Regions from separate parts of the Homo sapiens genome. Here region 1 is linked to region 2. Evidence: chromatin loops called from intact Hi-C (ENCODE). Cell type or tissue: heart right ventricle. All regions are shown on one strand. Each heading gives the region's core, and the rest is flanking DNA. Links, peaks and the distances in the headings are about the cores only. Region 1 overlaps ADGRL2 (adhesion G protein-coupled receptor L2). Region 2 overlaps ADGRL2 (adhesion G protein-coupled receptor L2).

What was found. Hi-C counts contacts between places; a loop is a spot of excess contacts. Peaks named below come from ENCODE experiments on the same cell type or tissue, not always from the same donor. Only the 100,000 strongest peaks of a DNase experiment are listed, where the experiment ranks them.
Region 1: it touches region 2 in a loop (2.1-fold over the local background); 9 of 110 quality-filtered maps call a loop at or near these places.

What each region holds. Positions count from the first base shown.
Region 1 is chr1:81,806,928-81,819,294 of GRCh38, reverse strand. All of the region lies in intron 1 of ADGRL2 (adhesion G protein-coupled receptor L2), which reads right to left. Among named protein-coding and RNA genes, the nearest start is that of ADGRL2, 12 kb to the right of the region's middle. In heart right ventricle, for the core only: CTCF peaks have their summits at 7,100 (motif pointing left) and 10,251; no DNase peak of the experiment used is centred there; H3K4me3 peaks cover 3,045 bases; H3K27ac peaks cover 3,946 bases.
Region 2 is chr1:81,950,573-81,958,572 of GRCh38, reverse strand. It overlaps ADGRL2 (adhesion G protein-coupled receptor L2), which reads right to left. Exons shown (of 24, transcript NM_001366006.2): 8 at 7,452-7,555; 9 at 6,431-6,616; 10 at 5,548-5,586; 11 at 2,513-2,696. Among named protein-coding and RNA genes, the nearest start is that of ADGRL2, 150 kb to the right of the region's middle. In heart right ventricle, for the core only: no CTCF peak of the experiment used is centred there; no DNase peak of the experiment used is centred there; H3K4me3 peaks cover 573 bases.

The DNA of each region.
Region 1 (12,367 bases), core at 2,458-10,457, 140 kb after region 2:
GATTCTTTGCTCCTCCTTTACCTCGCATTCAATCAAATGCCAAATTCTAACCCACCATTACAAAACTTCTCATATCTGTCTACTGCCATTGCCTCTCACCAAGGACTGTCGTCCACCCCTTCTAATTAGGTTCCTATTTCTTTCATTAGTTCCCCACTCTAGTTCATTGGATACACCACCTTGAATGCTATCAAATAAGTATAACATGTTCTCAATTGAAAATATCAACAACATTTTGTGGCCTACAAGAGAATCTTAAAAGAGCAGGCTGTTCATAATCATGTCCCAAACTAACACACCCGTTTCATCTCCTACTTTCTGTACACTTCACATTCCCCCTAAGGCACTATATTTTTACCTTTCCTGTGCCTTTACCTCTGAACTTTTCTCCTCCTCAGAAAAGACTATATAGCCTACAATCCTCCTCTGCCTTCAGTTCTAAATAAATGGGGTCTCTTTTTCCATACCACTCATTTTGAATTTACTCTAACCTACCCTATATTTTTACAACCTTTTCTCTGCACTTCATTTTGGCATGATATCGTAGTATGACTTTTATAAGAATTATTTGTGCAAATATTTCACAACCTAGTGAACCTAGTGAGCACAGTCCTTACATAACAGTACAGTTTTCCTGGCATGGCCTTAATAAATGGCTGTTGATCTAAACAAAATTAATAGAATTAAGCCCAGAAGTAATGGCAAGGTAGATGTAATATGCTTATAAGTAGGATCGTTCTTGGAAAGAATAAAATACAATCAACATTTCAAAATACAGCCTTTAAGACCAATGCAAGCAAATGCGTATTTTTTGGTCTGGTAATTTTGGCAAACTCAGTACCAGAAGTTCTGTCAAATTTTTAAAACCACATGTGCTGCCACAATAACCTCTGTGGCAATGTAGGAAACCAAAAATTACATCTTGAATGTAAAATCCAAGACATTATAAATGCTGTGAATTATTAAAGTAAATCCAAGACCTTATCTGTAAAAAAAGGAAATAGCTGCTCTGAACTACAAAAGCATAACATACTTCAAGAGATTGTACCCACATATGAAATACCTGATTTTTGAAAGTTTAATATGATTGTGATTTTTATTTTAGTAAGACTCTCAAGAGGAATTTTTTTTTCTGAGAGGTCTGTTGCCCAGGTTGGAGTGTAGTAGCAAGATTGTAGCTCAATGCAGCCTCGTACTCATGGGCTCAAGCAATCCTCCCACTTCTCCTGAGTGGCTGGGGCTACAGGCACGCACCACCCCGCTGGCTATTTATTTATTTATTTTTTTAATTTCTGGTAGAAACGGGTCTTGCTATGTTACCCAGGCCGATCTCGAACTCCTGGCCTCAAGTTATCCTACCACTTCATCCTCTATGGCGCTGGGATTATAAGCATGAGACACCGCACTTGGCCAAAAGAAATCATTCACATAGCAAGAATTCTCTAGTGCTGTGCGTCTCAATAAAGTAATAAACTAGGAGTGAGAGGTAGATAACGGTAAAAATTGAATCATTCTGGCTTGGCAGTATCTTGTGGCCTTGGGAATGCACAACACAGAATGGGGACAAGGCCGCCAAAAAATCAAGATTTTACTCATTCAAATTTAACTTTATGATTTTTATTACACCCTATAAATAAAATGTTGGTTTAAGGAGTATTAGATTAATATAGTCTTGAATTCCAAAGACTGAAACATCTGCCTTTCAGCTAAACAACCAAATACATTATTAGATATTTGTACTATATTTTTAAAGACCCAGACAAATTTCTGATTTTTATACTAAGAATTGAGAACGATCTTCAATTTTTTAAAAAAATGTGTATTATTTACATATACTAACAAAAAGCTGCACTTTTCTAGATTTATTACCAAATTCATGATCTCTTGTGATGAAGAAGACTCAATAAAACTCAAATTCATAGAAAGGAAGCTGACTACTAAAGATAAGACTTAGCTTCTGATTTCCACCGAATTTTTATATTTTTCAATCTATTCATAAATCTTACCAAAAAAAAAAAATGGGACGGAAGGCCTACCTTTAAAGCTGTTTGTATGCCATCATTTCAAAAAATTTTAACTAGGAATTTGACACTTAAATTTTACCAATTTTTGATTGTATGCTACAATGATGAAAAATACTTAGACATACAGAATAGAAAAACAGACACTGGAGACTACAAAAGGTAGGAGCGTGGGAGAAGTGTGAGGGGTGAAAATTACTTAGAGGGTATAACGTTCATTTATTATGTGGATGATGGGTACACTACTATAAAGTACATGCATGTAAAAAGGCTGTGCTTGTACCCCCTAAATATACTTGAAAAAAAAAAAGCCCCAAAAAACTAAGAATTCAACATTCATGAGATACCATTAACAAAATAAAGGAAGAAAATGTTGAAGCTTTAATAAGTGCTTGGCAATACTGAATACTGAAGCTTATTAAGGACTTGGTAAAGTACATGTAATAAAGTTTTATTTTGTAGGTTGAATAAAAGTAGGCAAGCATAAAAAGAGCATTTGTAGGTTAAAATAAATGATAATCAGACAAAATATTAAAAGAATCTTTGGAAAGAGTTGAATAATGCCAAACATGAAAGTACTGTAAACATCTTTTTAACTATGGAGGGCTTAAATACACATTAAGTCACATGAAAACACTCCAAAGAACATCACCATATAATAATTCCACATTAAATAAAAAAACCTATACATTGATACTAATTACTAAATTTATATCCTGGTTCTCTTTAGGAGATCAAATAGTTTGCATGGCAAGTAGTGAAAAATGTTTTTTAAAAAAGAAAAAGGCCCTCAACCATCCATTCAGAAATGAGTAATATCAAACTATTAAAACATCTGAAGAAAACATTCTATAAGAGGAAATATTAAAAGTATTAAAGCAATATACAAAATAAAAAGTATTCTTAAGAATAGTGCAAAAATGTCTAGTAATATCATCAATTGTATAAACATCTGATAACATCAATTTTATACATACATAAGAGTTTATGGTGATTTATTCTTTATAAATAGGAAAAACTGACTTGAATAAAATAAGCTAACAAATCAAAGCTATATTTTCGTTTATTTTCAATTAAAAGCTAATATTATGGTGAATTAACTGCAACCTTGATATGCTCCTCTTGATTTTCACAGAATTAACAAGCAATAAGGAGAATGAGGCCATTAGTGTATGTAATCTACAAGATTTTCAATATTCTAAAAATACTTAAGTGATGCTTGCACTACAAGCTATTCAATTTAGTATTGTTCTAAGAGCTCATTCTTACTCCCTAATTTTTTTTTAGAAATACTCTTAAACTTATTAAAAATCAATCCCAAATGTTTTTAAGAAATGCAACTCCAGAAAATGTGAATTCTAAGATACTTATGCTTCGTTATCGGATGTTTTAATCATGTAATATTAACCTAAATAATCATTGTTTTAAATCTATTCTAATTTTAAGAAACCAATGACAGGTTTCCAAGCTGAAATGTCAGAGGACTTAGGTACTTCTTATTAGTAACACAATATAAGAAAATTAGTAAAAAATAAAACACATGAGGTATGAGGGAGTAACTACAGTATTAAAGTAGGTAAAGGTTATGTTTGACTATCAAGTTCATTATAATTCTATGTCACCCTATTTGTACAAACTGTCACCATAATTCTATAAAATATTTTAAGCAGTAATAATACTAATAAAGACTCTGATGAGAATCAACCCTAATTCTTACAGAGAATACAATGATAGAAAAGTGCTTTTGGAATGTATTCTTGAATACCTTACTGTGTTGTAGCTGTTATCTGAATCCTACAGAGCAACGAGATGAAACAAAGATTTTCTCGAGGTGAAATTCAAATACTTTCAAAAGTACAGGTATTTTTGCATTAGCCAAAGCTACTGTGGGCCACTAACTACTACTAAGAGATAACACAGCATGATGCTCTGTCAAATAGTAAAATGTTGGACTAAGTCTTTTCCTTGAACATAGCTAACTTTTTAGTTAAGGCCTCTGACACGAGTATTAACAACTACCTTTCCGCTTTGACTTATATTTGGTCAAAATAACAGTATCTTTTAAACCAACAATCTGATTTAAAGAGCACTAAAAATTAATAAATTTTCTAAACCATGACATAAAAACTCAGTGATTAAGTAATTTTAACAAATGGGTTTTTTCCCTTCTTAAACATGTATCTCAAAAAAAATAGTTTTAGCAATCATATTCCTATTAAAATGTATAACACACAAATATTAGAGACAAAGTTACCCATGAGTAGAAAGCATGAGTGTTTTTGTTCTGAATTTTAGGGATTTCCTTAGATGTTGTGTTTATTTTTAAATAAAGGTAATGCTACTGTGTTTAAATTTTTGAAGAAAATGTATAAAATTTTATGATTTATTCTCATTTTAAAATAACAAACTTGATATTCTAAGATTTTAACATTTCTCTTTAGCACAGCTTTGAATTAACAACATTACCTGAACACCACAAAATCTACTACATTCAGTGTAGATAATAAAAAGTATTTTTTATACCTTTGTTAAGATTTCAATTTGAGAAAATCTTTATTAAATAGGCAAAAGAAATGGCTTTGAAACATACAACAGGCAAAATGACACTAATATTGTTTATTTTTGTTCCTAAAATAAAAATATTAATTTCTAAATCCTGGGAATAACAAGAGCAATTTAAAATATTTTTTTCCAATACAGTTATTAAAACATGCAGGTTTATAATTTTGCATTCTAGACTCTTCATACACATATATAAATTTTCTAATCTTATTTAGGGTTTATCATATTCTTTGGTAACTTCCACTTAAAATGTTTAACATGTTCAAATATTTGACTCCCATTCTTATAAAATTTATATTTAAAATATTATTTCAAATCTACCCTCTTAATACATAATACTCTCACTTGAAGGACTATTCTTCATAATATATACTATTCATAATAGCTTATTATTTTAAAAACCAGTCTGCTCACACAGATGCAAGAACAATTAATATATACACATCTATGCTTAAATAATGTATATACAAAGGAGCAGAGAATGTTTTATCATAAATTCGTATTTTTTTATTATTAATTCAAGAATATGTGATAAAATTTTCTTTGATAATTTACCAAGATCATGGTTACTTTAAACCGAAAACCAGTTACCAATCTATTTCCTTGTCATAAACATCCCTAATAAAATACCAATAATACTTTTATGAGAACAATTAATTTGATTAACTTTTCAGTACAATTTCTTTTCAATGGATTCAGATTTCAGTATTTTAAAAATCGCTCAGTAGTCTACCTTCAAATTTAAGACAAAACAGGTAGAACTTACCCTAGCTGTGCCTTTCCAGTAACCTCACAGAAGTTATGCACTCTATGACAGTTACTGTGCCTCACATAACCATTTTCCTGGAATGAAATCTCCAGTAACCCTTACCTCACTGTGAAGGAGGTTTTAGTATTAGGGGGAAAAAAGGTAATGAACTATAACATCAGATCCCATTTTGCAGTGCCTATTATATTAAAAACCAGCTACGATAAGAAATATCTTTTTATATTATTTAAGACAATGACATAAATTTGGCAGTAAAGAGTATCTACCAATAATTGTATGGAAAAGAAGCATTTGTATACTTTTGTAAAACATACCATCTTAATCCTATTGAAATATAATTGCTGTTGCTAATATTCTTACCCCATTATAAAAATGCTCTGTATAAATGTGGCACACACTTGTTAAGATAATACGGGGCCACGCTGAGAGAATACTACTTATAAAAAAGCCCATACCAGTACCACAAATCTCTTTATTAAACAAGTTTCCTTACTTAGAGGATTATTCTTTGTCACAGTAACAATGTGACTTTTCACATTAGTAAAGATTAGCTACTAAAATAATAAATCTGAAACAAGGAATTTCATTAAGAAACGAAGCTTTTTAAAATGCAAAATAAATATTTTTGTCATATTATTACTTGATAAAATAAGAGAAATGAACTATTACATCTCTTTCCAAAGATACATAATGGATAATAACCTTTCTATTTTTTACCAACCAACAAGCAAATTCTAAAATAATGTTACTATACCAAAATGGAAAAATGAAAAGACTGGAATTGATTTTTTAATAAAATGTAATATAATATCCTATCATTAAATTTCCTGGCACAAATAAGTGTATGCAGGAAATATGAAAAATTCTACTCACTAAAAAATATCCAAATGCCTCTAAAAGCTTATCATCCTGCTTACCTAAACACCCGAATGAAAAACTCTCAAGTACTTCCCTAAGTATCTGGCTTACAATTCCTTAGAAATTCAGCTGGCACAGAGTCATAAACAGAATTCAGGTTTCAATCAAGTACTGTCTATTCTGCCTGCATTCATTTTTTTCCCAAGTTAGTCAGCAGTTTTCTAAATCATGTAATAGTAGGTCCTTATTAGTAGTTCCCGTGTTTTAATGTCATTGAACTCATGTCCATTATTGCAAGTAAAAGTCATTAAGCCAAAGCGATCGTTTTTCTGTTTAGAAAAGCACATATGCAACTCATCTAATCTGGTCTATTAATTAAATGTAGAGGAATGTAATACACTTTGATATGTTTAGTGGTCATTTAATAATATGTTACATATCTGGAAAATTACCTAAAAAGCTGGGATCTCTCTTGTAACAACTACTATGCATTTAAACAAGACAGTTCTGCAGTCATTCTCCCTGAGCTTTAGACAATCATAAATAAAAAATTATAATCTCAAAATGGATCTGGTATCTTTATTATATTTTAAGTTATTTTTAATCAAAAATATAATAAGGCACATTTGTAATCTGTGAATAAAGGAAATGATAAGGCACATTTGTAATCTATGAATAAAGGAAATGATAAACACAAGGCCTTTAGTACATTAAGTTGCACTATAATTTGGCTCATCTCAAAATGCCTTACTTTCTTTAGAACAATTTTTTCAAACAAAAATAAAAAATATTTTAATAAAACATAACTTTCAAAGGGAAATGTCAATTTATACTGCTTTGATTATTTCATCGCATATAAAAGCTCCCTCTGCAGGTAATAACAAGGTTTAGCAAAAATATTTGAAACGTGGGCAGTTACCTTAGTAAAAATGCAAGTCACCATTTTATAGAAATACTACTCTACTATCCAGCATTTTTCTCTCTTCCTTACCAATTACCTGATTAAAATAATTGCTCTTGAAAATCTGTGGTTCAACATGATTATTCTTGCCCTCCATCCTGGTTAAGATGGCAACTTGAGCAGACAGGATACACAAACTTTTCACAAAGTCACCCAAGACATACTCAGACAGTGTATTTCAAGGAAAAAGAAAACATTACCTTGCTTACACAGCACCAGCCTGAAATGATAGACCACTCCAAAAAAAAAAAGCTGCCCGGCTCATTTATCTGATTCATTTTCTGAACACAAAGTAAACAAAGGTAGCATCTTAGGATCAATTTAAAATCAAAGATAAAAGATCAATTTTAAATGAATGCAGTGCTAACTGTATTTTCTTCTTATTCTGAATAATTCTAAAATTTACACCTGGAGAGTATTTATGAAAAATCTATTTTCATTTCAATTAAAAAAAAACTGATCTGGGTTGCAAAATGCTCTTTACCCTTCTGTAATATGTTTTCAGAATTTGTTTTAGATTTGTTTACACAATGTGCTCTTCTGCCATATTCCTTTCCACAAGTATACAGAGATATGATGTGATGTATCTCTGCCAAGGGAGCAAAAAACAGAAAGTTAAGAACAGTTTCTAAGTCTCGGGGGCAACGTGTTATAAAAAACGTGTTGCTGCAGAACGCTGATGCCCCTCTCTCCCTTAAAATGTCTCGGTTCCAACATAAACATATCACCTTGATAACATGTAAATACTGACTGGAAATCTGAGGCAAAGCCAGTTTGACTTACCTAGAAATGAACTGACAGGCTTATAAGAAGTGACTTTTTAAAACTAAGGTTCTTATTGAACAAAGGAAAATTATAAGATATGCTAAAACATACAGAAATATCATACTGAGGTATCAGTTATATCTTTTCCCAATGAAACAAATGAGGTAAGAGGAACAGCAACAGCAAATCAGCAGTGTTTTTTGTGGGGTTTTCTGCTTAAGAAAAAGTAATCAAATTTTGTTTCATGTACATTTTTAGATATTCAGGCTGTAGATCTAGTTTAAAACCCGTAACAATATGAAAAGTCATTTCCGTGCAGGCTATGGGTATCATAGCACTTGTAGTAGAAAAAGCAAAGTGGGAGAACATTCCTATTTATTCATCTATTGAGCTATCAAGAGGAAGCACCTAATATTCAAACATTGTCTTCTTTGTGACAGAGAGAACTCTGAAAAGCGCAAAAAAGTTATATGTCCTTAGTAAAAGTGAACATGTCTAGGACATTATAATTTTAGTGTAATTTTTATTTGTCGACGCATATGAGGCAAAGTGACGTGTTTTAGAATTATGCTCATCTCTTTAATATTGGAGAGATGTATTATTTTCAGTACACGAATCTTCAGTATATCTTCTGTCATTTAATACATTAAGCCTTCATCAAACTAAAAAAAAATGTACAATTACTAGGACAAAAATACATAAGCATAGAATATTATCAAAATTAATGTTTCCCAAAATGTCTTAGATTTTAACCATAGGAAAGTCAGGAATTGTAAGAACTAAAATACGCCATAAGCATCCTGACATTAAGAACACAAAGATGAGTGGAGAAAATGGTACATAAGAAATGTGTTCTGTAATTTCTAATCAATAACCACAGTAGCAAACACTATAAAATGGTAGGCTTTTAATGCAGAGAAAATTTCCGTATGGATGGTAACCAGTTTAATAAAGGAGTAATAATTCCACATAGAAATACTTTGCTTCAAAGTAAAGACACAGGGAAACTCATTTTAAACATGATTATTTGTTATGTAAATTGAAGCTGAAAACTGATTAAGTAAACGTAGTCTGCATAAAACAGAAATATTGTATCAACTAAAAATTTTATCTAAAATCTTGTAATGGTTTGCCCATTATATGGAGAACTGCTGTCATAGTACTTACAATGTTAAGAATAAATGATTAGAATTAGAACTTACTTTATGAAGAAAACAGAATTCTCTTTTGTTCGCTCTATAAATAGACACTATTTACTATCATCTTCAAGAGAAAGCATTAGTCAAAACAAGGTCACCTAACCCACCCCCAGCAGTCAAGTGCCATTTTTGACAGTAATTGAGGTTAGATTATGCTGTCATCTAAATCCAGAGTAATAACTAGCTTGAGGTGTGGACTGATGTAAAAATACCTATAAAAGGAGGCAAAGTGTGGATAGTACAAGCATTTCTCAGTCCACAGGCAGGAGATATAGATATATTTGACAGCAAAACAGATATTTATGTCATACCATTTTCAAAATCAGTTTTAAAAGAGATATCTTAATCATACATATTTTACATTTTGAACTTCCTAATTTTTAGCCAACAATAAACAACAAGTATTGATATATACAGAGAAACAGACTATAAAATGTGTGTTTATGTATGTACATATGTGTGACCAAGAAAGGGGTTAACAAGTACTACCTAACAATTGAAAATAGCAAAATTAAGCCCATTTTTATTAGGAACCTCATGGTGCATCCTTCTTCGCTAGTATGATGGCTGAAGATTTTTCTTATTCATTCAGAAAAAAAGACAGGATTGTATCTGGTTTTGTTCTAACAAATTAACATGTGCTTGAATTGATGCTAAGTCTAAAGTTAACCATCTTTTCAACTTCTCCCATCTCTCATAGCCAAGAACTAATAGTTCATTTTTATCTCCATCTCTTTTTTTATCAGATTTAAAAATATATATAAATGTTACTTAATGCATTTTAAAACAGAATTAAGACTTGGTCACATATTTCAGGAAGTTAACATCTGCCTAACCTACCCAATTTTTAACAATATATTTCTGTTTTTATTAAAGTACTAAATCTACCGCAAAAAAAGTCCTCCAAAGACTTTTTAGCCTTAAATAGGCTTCTTTTAAGATAACTAATTTCAACACTGAAATTCAAAGATTAAGGTGTAATCCCTGTGTCTGAATTTTAATGATTATAATGTACTCCTCACAGATTGGAAAAATCAATGACAAAACCAACAGGGGCCACGTTTTGCTCAGCATACGTTTTCTTGTCAGGTCGTGATTAATGCTGTGCTCTGTAGAGGGAGACATTACATCTGGGCTAAAACAGACCTAAACTTTACCCTCAGGCAGAAATCTGATTTAAACATCTCTATTTAAAGTGACATTTGTCCTCCCCTTTCAACTATTTTCCCTAGAAATTCCAGGAAGTTGACTTCATGACCTAAAAACAGCCGGTGGCTTTGAGTAGCGGTTGTGCTTGTTCCTGCACTTCCGTAAATCTGGGTGCCAGAATTAATCAAGGTGGTAATAAAACAGGTGCCCAGCTATCTGCTACGATGAATCCCATGCTACTTTATTGCCACAGGAATTTGGGATTTAGAATTCAATGTAATTCTAGAATCAGTAGTAAGAATTGCCAAAATGTATTTTGGTCGCTGATAATAACCTATTTATATCTTATAATGGAGTAGGTTTCTTTTGATTCTTAAGATTACACCTGATATTTCACTAATCTAAAATATCAACTGATAATAAATCCAAGGAATATGGAAAAGCAACTACTTAAAAACAAACCTCTAAAATAAATGAGAATATGCCAGTGGAAGTAGTTTCTCGTATGTCATGCAATAGCTTTCATAAAAACAAAACAAAAATGAAAAGCAGAAAGAAAAAACTCTGCATCTAACAAAAGTCACCAAGAAAACAAATGTATGCATATCAAAACTGGCGCCAATATCCTTACACTGTGAACATGGTAACTTTTGATATTATTAAGCAATGTAGACACTGCTGGCGAGTTCCTACAAACCAAGGTAATCTAATTTCTGTTGTTTTTCAACCTAAATTGATTTTTTTTCTTTTAGTCATTCTGGTAATTGAACAAACTTATATAAGTGTGATGGGATTTTACTTACTACCAGACAATGCATAAAATTATCTGTGAAGACAAACTATATTACTTCATAAAACTGCATTTTCGTTGTAATTAAACAAATTGTATTTAAACTTGCTTTCTACTTCCAAACCAATCAATAGTATTTTGCTATAAGCTGCACTTTACTTGCAGATGTTAAGCGCTTGGTTCCTTTATTCCATCTACTTTTTTTTTCCTTTAGATAATGTTTATTTGTCAAATATAGGAGGTTTTTTGTAAAAAAATAATAATAATAAAATAAGCTTTTAAAAAACTGTTGGATAAGAATATATCAAAAAATATCTACAAATTATTGCCTACTTAGTGCAGCAGATATATGATCTCAGGAAAAAAATGTTAAATATTTTTGATTAGGATCTCCCTTTTCTCATGACACCGTGACTCACACACACACACAAAAATACTTACATCAAAACAATCAAAACATTAAGAAAATTTCTATACTTAACATGCTTAACAAAACCTATATACTACACTCAAAATACCAAATTAAAGTCCTGAGTAAAATTTAGGGTTGACAGACCCTTGTTACTCCTTTAGAAATTACCACACTAAGTCAAGGATTATAATTCCCTAATTCCAATAATTAACTGTTCATCTCTGTGTTAAAGAAACTATTTCCTTAAGCTTTTTCTTAAAGCATTAAAAAATATAATCACTACCTGGCCAATCTTTGAGAGCATCTTAGGCAGCAAAAAGATTTTAGAGAATAGTCTCAATTTATTTTTGTGACAGCATCAAGCCTAATTACAATAATCTGAGTGATTAAATACTTTTCAACCTTTCAACCTTCAATCAAGAATTATTTGAAGAGATGAATATTTGGGTGGGGCTATAGAATAATTAGTCTTATGTAAGACAGAAGTAAACTAGCCTATGATTTTAATCTATCTTGGAAATATAAATATTCTAATCTTTGTTAAAAATAGCAACAAAAGTTATCCATTTAGGTTACATTAACTCATATTTAATCCATAGGAACTGATATGACCAAAACATTCACAGAACTTCAACTCCTTTTCAGCTCTTAGTAGCTAAACTTGCTATTTTTAATGCTTTATCGAAATCTATCAATTTGAAAAGTTTTTAGCTAGGCATTTTTGCAAATAATCTTGAAGAACCATTTTTTTGTAACGATGCATTTTATTTGCAAAATATATTACCTTAAAAATAATTGCACTTATTTTTTACATAAATCTTTTCTGCAGAAAAGCAGACAGACATCAAATGCGCATCTCTCCCTTCAAGACTCAAAATCAG
Region 2 (8,000 bases), core at 1-8,000:
CATGTATTATTAAGGGTAAATCATGCTATGAAGTTAAACCAAGAATTTAAGAAGAAATCACTAAGGAGGAAAATCAAATTGTTTTAATAACCTAAGACATTATAGCCATGTCCTCAAGGGAGTGGGAACATAGAGAAATAATAGGCTATTTTAGTCCTCATGTCTGAAAAGAGAACAAGACAAGTCCTAGGAAAAAGGTGAACGTTTCCCTCACAGTAAATCAGGGCCCTTCCCCCCACCCCCAAAATTGTTTATACCTTGGAAATAAAAAAGACACAACTATTATTACAATATGTAAAATGACCTTTTTTTTTTGAGACAAAGTCTTGCTCTTGTCGCCCAGGCTGGAGTGCAATGGCGTGATCACGGCTCACTGCAAGCTCTGCCTCCCAGGTTCGAGGGATTCTCCTGCCTCAGCCTCTTGAGTAGCTGGGATTACAGGCACCCCCCACCACGCCTGGCTAATTTTTTGTACATTTAGTAGAGACTGGGTTTGGCTATGTTGGGCAGGCTGGGAACTCCTGACCTCAGGTGATCCATCCACCTCGGCCTCCCATTTTTTTTTGTATTTTTTAGTAGAGACGAGTTTTCACCATGTTGGCCAGGATAGTCCTGAACTCCTGACCTCATCCGCCTGCCTCGGCCTCCCAAAGTGCTGTGATTGCAGGCATGAGCCACCATGCCCGGCCGTAAAATGACTTTCATATTGATAATTCTTGGGTAATCAGCATTTAGACTAGTAAATACCAAGCATTATTTTAGAGATGCCAGTCTCTCCATAGTGTTTTTTAATTAAAAATGAAAAAAGATCAACATTAAAAATAATCCTTTAGTTTCATTTAATTAAATTTTATTTATTTTTTTGAGATGGGGTCTCACTCTATCATCCAGGGTGGAGTGCAGTGGCATGATCTCAGCTCACTGCAACCTCTCCCTCCCTGGGCTCAGGTGATCCTCCCGCCTCAGCCTCCCCAGTAGCTGGGACTACAGGCATGCGCCACCATGTCCAGCTATTTTTTTTTCTTGGCGTATTTTTTGTAAAGATTGGGTTTCACCATGTTGCCCAGGCTGGCCTCGAACTCCAGAGCTCAAGCAATGTGCCTGCCTCGGCCTCCCAAAGTGCTGGGATTATAGGCATGAGCCACTGTGCCCAGCGAAAAATAATCCTTTAGAACTCTGAAAAACATAGGTACTAGAAAAAATGTATTCCTGGACATTTAATTGTTCAGAATATATCTCAAACTGGGATAAAAATATCTTGGATCTATAATTACAGTGTGTTCTATATATGTAAGGCTGATGGGAGCATAGATGTGAACCCAGCCCATGAAATTTTCTTGCACAATTGAAGAGGCATAAGAAGGGAATTTTAGTGGTTTTTTTTTTTTAATAATTTTCAGAATATTTAGAAAACAAATTGAGGTCATAATATGCCACTTCGGTAATTACTGATTTTTCATTCCCAAACCTCAAAGTAAATAAAAACAAATTATTTTTAAAATATTTCATTTCTTTTTAAAAATTCACTTATATAAAATAAATTTAAGATTATGAATTCAAATATAGGTGCTAATTTGATTTATGTCCATTTCTTCCATATACCCCTTTGATCTGCATTTTTTATATAAAGTCTCATGACTTACGCAGGCACAATAAGGCATAATTAGGCATTAAGATATGGCATTCCAGATAGTAAGTCTTCATTCAGTATCTGCTGCCCTAATGAAGTTAGCACTGCTTCTGGTGGAAGAGTAGTCTGTGTCCCTTTTGAGTTCTTCTACATGTATGCTTGGGAAGCTTTTTACTTCACTAACTAAGGTATACTGTTAACTTCATCTGAATTCAACCTCACTGAATAATTAACAATTCTAAATTGTTCAAACCTAAATTAATAAAATTTTACTGTATTTCTTTCAAATATTTTTCACAAGTGAATTCCTACCTCTCAGTGGTAGCATTTGAATTCTAAATTATGCTTCAACACTATCTGTAGCTATTCTGCAATCTATGAAGCACGGATGTTCTGCATTGTGGGAGATGTAATTCACTGACCACATTTTCACCTGAAGGCAGTTATGTTTAATACAAACATCTGACTCAAGTTCTGTGTGCTAAAATATCTGACTGAGAATGCATTCCATAAAATAATTTAAATTCATTAGGAACATATTATATAAAACGATTAAGCATTTGCCACAGTTTCATAGCAAGTACTTTCATTACTTAAAAAATCTACATTCTGGTATTTAGGCACTCTTACACTTTTTTGTTAATGATTTTTCAACTGGAAAAACACACACACATAAAACCAACTTGTAAAACACAGGATAGAGTTTGGCTTTTGCATGAATTTTAGTAAGTGTGGTCAATAATTTCTCTTGGTAACAGACAAAAATAATTTGACAAAAAAAGAAGTACAGCACTGGGAAATAACAGATACAGAATGGAAACATCATCCTCTTACATATGAATATCCTAAATCAAAATTAAACTTGACAGTAGATTCACTTACCAATATTTTCTGTGGGCATTGAGACCCTTGTTGGTTCTAAAAGATTGTCAGCTAGGACAAAAGCTCCTTCTTCCAATGTATCGAGTAACATTGTTGCAGTATGTGCTTGTTCAGAAGAATTCATATGTTTCCATGATTCCAAAGCTTCGGGTCTCAGAAGGTTGTCCACTGTGTCAACAATTGCCTGTATCCATTAGAAAACTATCATTAGTTTTGACCGCTTTTAGAACCAAAGTGATTTTCAGTAGCTGATGAGTGACAATTGTAATATTTATCTGTCATGATGATTTACTCTTACTTCAAGATGGAAGAACACCTAGACAACATATATCTGGTCCATTTTAAAATATAACTGGACCATTTTAAAACAGGACTGACTGAAGATTAACAGACTGCTATTTGATTACAAACAGTAAGTGTAGAAGGTGGATTGTTTCTATTTATTTAATCACACCTCAATTGTTGATAGTTGACAACCACCTGTGTCAGCTCTTAATCTGAGACATTACTCTTACAGGTAGAGTCAAAACTACTAAAGTCATCCTATTTATGATCTCAAAACTTGAATATTCTAAACCAAAAATACTGATGTCTTTGGAATAGATTAATATGTATGCTTGAAAATTAAACTATATTATTTTTTGAAATCTCAACTAAAATAGTAACCAAAATTATTCCTTATAGACACTGTCTACTTATAATCATTTGAAATAAAAAAAAAACAAGGTGGCATTAAAGTTCATAATTTATCTGTGAACATTTTCACTCTTCCAATTCTCTGTCCAGCTAAAAAACACTTGAGCATATACTTTAATTCATCAACAATGATCTGCTTTTAAAGGGATAAAGAAAGGAATAAAAATTAAAGCCTCTACTGATAAGTTAGAGAAAACAGGAAAGTAGAATCAAGTCTTCATAAACACCCAAGTTGTAAATATGCACATATGTAGGCTTAATTTATTGCTACACAAAATAACATTAAATAAAATATAACTCAGTTAATCAACTGAAGGCAGGATCTTATACTCCTACACTCTGTAGCTACGCACTGACTATGCTTTGGAAAGGTGAAATCACTAAGTTTATTTACTCTATTCCATTCACCCAGTCATAATGTGTCATTATGCCCATAAACACATAGTTCTGATCTATTGGTAATTACTGAAGAGAAAGAACACACACTGTACAAAAAGAACAACAATAAAAATTGCTAGCGTGAGGTACTATATGAACAGGGGGGAAAGTTGTTTGAAGCTACTGTCAGAGTAAGATTAATTAGCTTAATCCATCTTAATATCCTCGTTCTGTCTGCCGTGTGAGACACCACGACCTTCCTGGCAGGTGGAAGATACTTCCAAGTGGCGTTAAAGGCTTTTTTTCTCCCTCTAATGGGAGACAGAATAGTCGAAATGCTCACACTGATACTGCGGCAGCCATTAACTAGAGTGGAACAGAAATTGGTCTGCAGAGGCCAGATTCATTAGTCACCAAGAAATACAGACTGGAGCCTCTCTCTAATCTAAGTTACAAATGAATCCTCTGTCACAAAGTGGGAACTTGCTTCATTTGCATAGTGTAAGTCAGCTTCTGATTTGTAATTTAAAGAGTTTTATTAGTCTTATCTGAACAGAGAAGCTCATTTGAGACATACTGAAAATGACACTGGTCAGAAATTAAGGTCATGCTGAAATTTACTCCATATACACATAACTTGCTAATGGCATGCTTTTATTAATTTGAAACACTCCTTATTTATTACTATTTGTACTCGTCTAGTGGGATCAAAATGATCATTAGCCTAGTCATATTCCTGAAGTAGTCTCTTTCTGCCAAAGGAAAAAAAAAAAGCTATTCTTTTCCAACTGCGATGTATGTCCTGGGCAACATACCAATTATTACATTTCATACATTAACTAATACCTTAAAGGTGAACTGAACATTGAAGTTTAAAAAAATTCTATAGATTTCAGCAGTTATTTCTCTGCCCCTATTAAACAGGCTAAAAGGGGACTTTCAGACCATTATTACCTAAAAACAGACTTTCCTACTACCTTTTCTTGTAAAGTTCTCAAGTTCAACAATGTCCAATACTAACTAGTGAGACGTCATTTTTTCCTAGACCTTGCCAACCAAAATTAGTGAAGTCATGCCTTTTTAATACTCTCTAGTCTAAGAAACTACAAAAGTTCTTTTGTTTTCTTGTCACAATATATGGATTCGTTCTTCAAGGTTTGATTTACCATGGTTATGGTCCCCTGAAAAGTAAGGTTAGAAAGTAATATCTCCCCAAAAGGAACTCCTAAAATTCAGAGAACAAAACAAAATGCAATTTGGTATTATTATTTTGATCTATCACACAGAACCACTATGGCAGCCTCAGCATGTTTCCTATTACTTGGATATACCAGGGAGAAAACCCGGCTGGAGTGGACAGGGATTCTGAGCTCAACAGTGGCTTTCTGTTCCTATTAGCTTGATAAAAAACAGTATGTAACATATACAGATATCACAGTCAAATTATATTCATATTTCATTTTTAGTAACCCATCCCCATATCAACCTGATTCTAGAAATGACTCCTAAAAATTTCAGAATAAAGCCTATTTTATTTAAGAGTATACCACAAAGATAAGAAAGCAGTGACTTTTTCATGCACATATATTATGACTATACAGTCTTTGATATGATAAACTGCCGAGAATATATCATAGCTGTTTTACTCAAGTTGTTTTTTAATCCACAGAGATGACAACAGGAAACAAAGAGACTACATAATTACTTTCCAATTAAGAGGATATTTCATTAAAATTCGTGTACTTTTGGATGAATGGAAAAACAGCAGAAATCATTAAAAGTAAATTATTTGCTTATTCTGAGAGTAATATACCTGTGAAAAGCCAACATTTGTACAGCTGATATGGGGCACATTATATAATTATCAAAGACTGAAATACATTGGATCATGCAGCAAGATGATAAAGCGTGGCAGGTAGCTGAAGAAGGGAGAAAGCAGGGTGACAGCACAGGAGAGATACCTTAAGGTAAGCCCTGCATGTCTTCTCTCGTTTTTGGAGCTTTTAAGTAAAAGAAAAGAAAAATCAGAGGTTAGATTTTTATCTGCTGAAAATGAGGAAAGAAGAAATCCTCAAAAATTAAGCTGGTGTTCCAGAGCTCGAAGTTTATATGCAGTAGTCCTCTGGAGTCTGAGTCTGCACTGACTACCAAAACTGCTTATTTACAGTTTTTTATTCTATTTTATGAAGTATACTAATCTAAAATATGTTGACAAAAAGAGACAAAATATATACTGCAGTAAAAAAAAAAGTCAATTTTTTAACCAGGTAGAACCACATTAGGCACAGATTTTGGGTTCCTATGAACCTAATATAAACACTTATAGTGTGATGAAAAGTAGCAATCCAACTTTTGTCATAATAGGAAAAATTAATGGCACTGATAACAATATATTCCTGGAGACGGCAACTTGTCCTTCTTCCAAAAGCTGCCATTGAAAGAAATATGTCAGTGGCTAATATTCCTATATGTGTCAAAATTTTGCTGCAACTATAAGAGTTCCATGTATTAGCATATAAAGTATATCAACTGTATAACATATAATCTCTCCAAGTGCAGATAATGCATTATAAACTTACAGTATTGACCACAATCAGATAGATAAAGTTTGCCACCAACTAAGATCTCTCTCAGGTAATTAACATCATTTACACTCTTTTGGGAGGGCAGGGCACATTGCTCTTTTCTCAACTGTAATTCTTCCTTGGAAAAATGAACCAAATTAGAAATTTTGCTTCTAAGTATATGTCCCGGGGCCAAAGATTTGGCTCTCAACTGCTATAAGACAAGAAAGAGCTGCCATACCAAGTGTCTAATTCAAAATAACAGAAGAGTTCTCTCTACCTTGTTATAACTCCGTCCAGCTGAATCTTTTTCACTAGGTTTCAGTTCCTGCAGCTGTGCATCAAGGATGTCCACCAACTGCTCCATCAATCTCACTGAAGAACTTACATCCCCAGCAAACACTGGCCCTTTGGTATGTTTAGCCAGTTCATTGGCAAGACTAGCAGCATTTTCTCCGCTTCTGATCTGAAAAAACAATTTGTATTATCTCATTTAAATTTTTTTTTCTGTTTACAGCTTCTAGTTCTCCTTGAGTATCTTTATTGTGGTGAAAAAAATTTGCGAATGTTAAATTCTCCAACTAATTGAGACTGATGACTTTCCCTTCGTCTTAGAAGTTTCAAGGCTCTTAGATTATCAACACACACACACACACAATTCTGAACCAGGCATTTAAAAGAAATAAAAAGGAAAAAAAATCCTTTCTCAAAAATTTCAGCCAGTTCTCTCATTTCACTGCTACCATTTAAAATTGTTATTTTAAAGTCTTATTTATTCCAATGATCCAGAATTTAAGTCAGTATGTAATCAGCATGATACTGAGGGTTATTATCTGATGTTTATTCGTCATAAAGGTAGATGAAGGAGGAGAAAAAATGGCATTGCATTACACTGCAATATTAAAGTTACTAATGCCTTTTAAAGTAGTTTACTCATTCTACCATAATCATGTGTGATATAAACATCTGCTTGCATTCTGTGGATTCAGTTGTAAACTTAATGATATTTTATTTAATCGGCGAATGCATTTTGTCTTATGAACATCAAAAGAAACAGAACTAAATATGAATGAAATTAACAAGCATTACTCACTAAAAAGCTTAACATAGAGAACAGGATACCCCCAAACATATGTAACTTTCAATAAACAGTTTACAGACAAAACTATGCGTAATTTTTTTTTACTTTTATACTGAACAAAGAGCAATAAAGCTGGTTTTAACACACAAAGCTAAATTATTTATGTTAGAAGTTAATGCCCTAAATCACCAATGTGTCATATTAAAAGGTTCCAACCAACCTTCTGAGCCAGCTGATTCACCCAGTGTGAGGTACAGTTGCTAAGATCGGGGCCCTTAGGGTTCCATGTTCCAGTGGAAATCATGCAGAGATATGAGGCAGTTCCTACAACAGATGTAGAAAACAACAGTGAAATTGAAACCATTTTTCTGCATGCATTCGGGAATCAGCTATGATGATCCTGCTCTGCGTGTTAAATTTTGAATAAACTCTAATGCAAGTATTTGACAATAAGTGACAAAAAGTAGGGTATAATGCAGATTATAAATGGTAAATATGAAGTCAGCATAGAAATATCATATATTTATAGCAAACAAACAAAAACCCTTAATTTTCTTGGGATTCATCCAAAGTGATGCTTATAATGAGAAAGGCAGCTGTAAGGAAGACTCACTAGAGTCTTGGGGCAAAAATCTCAGGCTTGACCTAGGTCTCTGAAAGGGAGAGGTAATTTATAGTGCCTGATCTTAAATGACTTTTACAGTTTAAAAAACTTTGTCCATAGATGTTATATTACCAAAGTACAAAAATAAAGTTAGCTACTGTAAAC